Regions from separate parts of the Homo sapiens genome. Here region 2 is linked to region 1. A link is an interaction called in ENCODE POLR2A ChIA-PET data of the cell type or tissue named here. Cell type or tissue: PC-9. All regions are shown on one strand. Links, peaks and the distances in the headings refer to the core of each region. The heading gives the core; the rest is flanking DNA. Region 1 overlaps STX16 (syntaxin 16). Region 2 holds the start of MIR298 (microRNA 298).

Region 1 (2,811 bases), core at 302-2,801:
TTTTATTTTTTAAAAGCTTAACATTAAGAGAACATTAAAATCTTTTATTAATAAAACATGATGCAAGACAAAATCCCTAACTTGAGTATCTCAGTCTTCTTCCTATTCTGCAGCGGCTCCCTGGCATTTAATCTTTGAACGATGTACTATTGCAAACCTCGGTTAAAATCTCTGCTGCACATGTGCCTATGCTCTTGGATTATTAACCGAGCACACACACCCTGATCTTCTGATTTCTACAATTATTAGTTGATAAGAGGTGAAATCAGAATCATGGGATTCTAGGGCTAGAAATAAGTCTTTTCTTACAAATAAGAAAACTAAGCTTCAAAATGTATAAATGCATTGCTTGAAGCCACAGAGCTTGTTAATGGTCAGACTGGGGACAGACCCAGGTGTTCAGGTCTCTTTCCACCCCACCCTCCAGCCTCTCTAATTTTATTAACAATTCAGGGAATTACTTGTGATAGGCAGCTACCACCACATCAGGAATATTAAATTAAGGTCACCTTTTCAAAGACCCTCCCCACCATTCTGCTATTTAAAAATAGAAGGCTTTCAAAATTCTGTCTGCCACCAAATTACCAGGAAATTTAGTCAAGACCTGAATTAAAACATTTAGAATTACCATCAAGAAAGACCAAAATAAAGCCAAATGAAAACACGTTACTACACATCATCACCTTCTAAATCTTTATAATGTCTAAATCTAGGTTTTTGACCTTCCAATGGCATGCAATCAAGCAAACACTGAAAACTCCAAGTAGCATGTGGAATTTATAGTCTAAAGAACTTTCTACATAAAACTGAAAAATAAGTGGAAACCCATCTGTGTTTACTCAGGAAGTCTGGAAAAGTTGAGCAAAATGAGTTGGAAACACAGGTCTATGCTATAGTGATATTTACTTTATTTCCGTTACTGCCAAAATAAAAGTTTGCTTCACTTTTATCCAACAAAGTACCCTTATTCTCAAAGTAAGCCTCACTGCTCCCATGGAATCTTTAAAAGCAGAAAAGCAAGTAGATCTAAAGAGAAATATATAATGATTTCATACTTGGATTCTAAAGACAGAGAACTAATTTTCCAACAGACTCAGCTTGTACTAAAACTTAGAATCTTCAATCTGCAAGTTAAAATTGACTATGTAAGGTTCATAAAGTGAGATAAAGAAAGATGCTAGCCTATTGCAAGAAAAAAAATTGTTTTAAAACAATAGGTCCTTCCATTTTCCAGGATCTGCAGCACAAGTTCTGAAAATGCAGCCAACACCAGAGTGGCCCAGGAGGTGAGCACGGGGCTCTGAAGCCAGATTTGCCAGAGTTCCAATCACAGCCCCCAGCCATCAGGTGGGTGACACTGGGCCAGTTTCCTACCTCCTCTAAAATCTGTTTCCTTATCTGTATCTGAGAAAAACAATAGTACTTATTTGATAGAGCACTGTGAAGATGAGCTGAGCTTACACACGGAAAGGGCTTAGCCCAGAGCCAGGCACAAAGTAAACTCTCCATAAATCTTAGCTAATATTGTAGTCAAGCCTGAATAAGGACCTCAGGTTTCTTATAACCATAGTTAATCCTTAATTTCCTTTTTCCTAAAGCACACATTTTATTAAAAATAATGTGCTTATGTTTCAAACTAATCTAAGACCAATTAACGCTAGCTTCCAATTATAGATTATGCATTATTTTAAAGCAGAGTATAGATTAGGCAGTAAACACTAACAAAGTAGCTCCAACCCCTATATTAGATCCATTCCCGGAGATCGAAGGAAACCACACAAATCCATACAGAATTTCATCAGATCAGAAGAGCATCTCAATATCTACCTTTCATTCATTTCTTTATGACTTTACAATTTGTTTTGAATAATTGTTTAGCTTCATAAATCCATTTCAGTTTCCTAAAGCCAAGCTGCTTGAATGAGTTGCTACCTTAAAACCTGCACTTGGCTGGCATAATAATGTGAAAGTTACTTTTGCACAGTACTGGGGCTACTTCTAAGGATTTCTGTCAGTAACCTTGGACTGACAGCTACAACACTGTTGACTATGAATTTCTCCTTTTCAAATTAAAGCTAAAGTCAGGAGAAACAATGTATTAAAACAGAACTTGAGAAAATACTGTTGAATCGATAGGGCTGCTGGAAATCACCTAACCCAAACCCCTCAGTTTACAAATGAGGCAAAAAATGTCCGAAAAGATTAAAGGCTTGCCTAAGGACACACTCTGAGCCTGCAGCAGAACAGGACTTAGGCCTCAATTCTCAGATTCAATTCTCAGTGCTCTTTCCTTTATTTCATGCTGCCCTGAGGCATGAACGTGATGGGGCACTCAAAACTGAGGCCAAAGTAAAATGCATGGGAAATACGACTGTATTTTGTTAGGAGTGCATAAAGTCAAACCTGTCTGTTTTTTTACAATTAGTTTTACTAACTTTAATACAACTAAGAACACAAAAAAGTAGAATTTTGCTCAGTTCTGGATGCTGAAATCTAAAAAGGATACAGAAAAACTAAACATCATTTATAGGAAAAAAGCATAACCACTCTGAGCCGGGAATGCTAGGCCTGGAAAGAATTCTGGGTAACAAGGCTGCAGGGTTACCAGACAGAAGGAAGACCCGAAGGAACAGAACTAAAAGCAGGACCCCAGGACACAAATAGTTGGGATTAACAGGCAAAGACTTTTTAGTGGTAAAAATCATGGAGCTGCTGGCATTTTCCATCATTGTCATACACCATGGCCAAATAAGATAGGCATGAGGGGTTATCACAAATGGGGACATTAGGCCAAATGACCTTTAGGTTCCT
Region 2 (2,811 bases), core at 157-2,656, 160 kb before region 1:
TCCTTGGCCCTTTGGGACTCAGCCTATAGTCAGAGCTGGTTCCTTAGGCCTTAGGTGGGGCACCCTTGGAGAGCTCCCTCGGGTAGGTGTCCAGGTGCCAGGTATGGCTCCGGTTACTGTGGTGCCTCCCTCCCTTCGTCTACCTGGTGCTTCTAGAGGCTCGGCTCAGCCTCGTCTTGGCAGCTGGGCCAGGAGGCAGGGCTCTGTGGGTTTCCCATGTATATTTCTTGATAGGTGAGAAAGTGAGCCCCACCTGTGTGGCTCAGCGGTCAGCACCTAAGGCCGCATCTCCAGTTCCACGACAGAAACACCAGGTCATGTGCATGGGTGGCTGGCGCACACCATCAACACCGTGAAGGCATCTCTTTGCCATTCCTGGTGCCCCCACTGGAGCGGGCGTCTGAACTCTGGAGATTGAGAACCTGGGGGCTCTGGTGGGGCACAGAGTGCCCAAGCCCCTCCCCACTAGATGGCACGGCCGCAGAGGCAGTACGGATGAGCATTCAGCACCCCTTTTCTGGGAGGGTCACCTGGGGCGGGGTGCGAGGACCCCTTTGCCCTGGGCACCTGTTGGACCTGAGTCCGGGTCCCAGCTGTTCTACCTCACACTGAGGTCGTGGTCACCTGTGTGGGTCTGGGTTTTTTGTCCGTGACAAAGGTTGGGACCAGAGGTAGATGGGTTTGCCTGCTCTATTGTTTCATGATGGAAACAATCCTGGTTGGTTGCCTGGTTTCTGCTTGGGTTCCCATTCCTTGCCCCGGCCCTACAGGATCAGTGGAGCACCATAGCCCTGCCTCCTTTCTCTGGCCAGCCAGAGGGCTTCAGAAAAGGCTTATCTAAGCCTGGCTTCTTGCCCTCTGTTCTTGAGGGCCCTGAAGAATTTGACTCTGGCAGATGGCTTCTCTCAGATCAGACACAAAGGCCTTGGAGATTGGGACTCCACACCCATTTCATTGAAACCTGCTCTCCCCCCATCAGAAAAAGGGCCATGTTTTCAAAACCATAACTGCTTCTCTCTTAAATCAACAATAAACAACAGCCTAAAGATTGCCCGTGAAAGTAAGTTCCACTGATGGCCGTTCTGGCCGTTGGAAGCAAGATATCAAGTTGGAGTGTGACCGCAGGCGATCATGCCGCAGGTGAGTGTGTGTGCGCCTGGTTTCATTTCTGTTGTTAATCCTTTGCCCTGTTTTTCTCTTTGTTTTTATTCCAAACCTGTCTGCTCCCAAGGGTCCCTGTCTGCTTCCAAGGGTCCCTGGAACCTTCTGCAGCTGTGCCTCTCCAGAGCTCCGCCTCATTAGTGCCACGTTCCTGGTTTGAAAACCATAGTACTTCAACCTCTTCTAGATGGGAGTTAACCTTTGCCCTCTGAAAGAAAGGTTTGATAAGCAAAGAGAGTTTGGTGAGCAAGATCCTTGAGGTAAGAGCTGATCTCTGACGTCCGCTGGGAACTGGCTGCTCTGCAGGTTTCTGTATCACATTTTCTGCACATGTCCATTAGAATTGGAGATGGGGCGTATCTAGTGTTGAATAAAGGCCCGGCAGGCCCTCCCAGATGCACCCTGTCAGACAGAGCCTACTGTGGATTCTTTAGAAATGGCTTGACTCATTCTTGGTGGCGACCACACCACCCACAGGCACCTAAAATGAAAGGATTTTTGTTAGCTGGTTACCACCAAACCACCTCAGGCAATACGTGGGAGACTCCAAACCAGCTGCTGTTAAAAAAAAAAAAAAGGCAGCAGAGCAGTCATAGAACAGACCCTTCTTACTGCTGCATACAAGATGATCCCATGGAATGCAGGCAGCCACAGCTTTGTCCACATGTGCTCTGTGTATCTGGGGCTGCTAGGCTGGTTAGATTTGTGGTCTTCTTCCTCCTGTGGAGGACCCTAGAGAGAGCCAGCCTGAGCCCTCACCGTTGTTCCTTCCCCGGCAGCACTTACAGAATGATCCTCTAAGACCTCCCCTCCAGCCCTAGCTGGGTTCCTAATTTTCCAGCTATTTAATATCTTCTTTATGTCTCAGTGAATGTTCCCAGGCAGAGTAGCCAGACAGACTCATACTGACAGTTCTCAACAGCCAGTCCCATCCTCCTAAAGATCTCCAGAATCAGCCACATGGACCTGATGCTAGAGGCCTGTCAGCACTGGGGGACCCGGGAGAAGCAGCTCAGGTCTTCAGCAGAAGCAGGGAGGTTCTCCCAGTGGTTTTCCTTGACTGTGAGGAACTAGCCTGCTGCTTTGCTCAGGAGTGAGCTGCCGGCTCCCCTTTGATGTGCTGCGTCTGTTCAGAACTAGGCAGGGGTGCTTCACCGTGGCAGCACTTGAGTTAGGCAGTGGTTCATGGACTCTTCTCCCAGGGCCCCACACAAAACACTGTTAGCACAGACCTGCCACTCAGATCAAGGTGGCCAGCAGAGCCATCAGAGAATAGCCTTCAGAAGATGAATGGCAAGGCCAGCCGGCAGCACGTGAGGCCAGGGCAGAGACGCAGTGAACCGTTCCATGGCGCCCCGAGCCTGCTGCCAAGGCCTCCTTGGAGCTGAGATGGAGGCGGGGTGGCTGAGAGGCAAGCTGGATGTGCATGTTTGGGAAGAGGGCTCCGTAGAAAGTGCTGTAGGGGCCTTGGCTGGGGACCACGTGAGCCCTTGTGCGGAGAGGGCCTGTGTCTGTGGATCTGGGGTCCACCACAGGCCACTGAGATGGGACAGGGCTGGGAGGATTGAGGAGGGAAGATCCTGAGTGAAATTGTGAAATCAGGCCCAGCCTCATGTGGGAGGTGAGGAGAAAGGACCCTTCCAGAGGGCC

The links. ChIA-PET counts read pairs that join two places held together with the same protein. Peaks named below come from ENCODE experiments on the same cell type or tissue, not always from the same donor. Only the 100,000 strongest peaks of a DNase experiment are listed, where the experiment ranks them.
Region 2: POLR2A ChIA-PET joins it to region 1 with 7 read pairs; 4 of 35 experiments call an interaction of 5 or more read pairs at or near these places.

The regions. Positions count from the first base shown.
Region 1 is chr20:58,655,513-58,658,323 of GRCh38, reverse strand. All of the region lies in intron 1 of STX16 (syntaxin 16), which reads right to left. The region is part of intron 1 of STX16-NPEPL1 (STX16-NPEPL1 readthrough (NMD candidate)); the gene reads right to left. Among named protein-coding and RNA genes, the nearest start is that of STX16, 5.6 kb to the right of the region's middle. In PC-9, for the core only: no CTCF peak of the experiment used is centred there; no DNase peak of the experiment used is centred there.
Region 2 is chr20:58,817,676-58,820,486 of GRCh38, reverse strand. MIR298 (microRNA 298) reads left to right here and starts at 2,174; the gene lies at 2,174-2,261. It overlaps MIR296 (microRNA 296), which reads left to right and starts at 2,793; the gene lies at 2,793-2,811. It also overlaps GNAS-AS1. In PC-9, for the core only: no CTCF peak of the experiment used is centred there; a DNase peak (open chromatin) is centred at 1,656.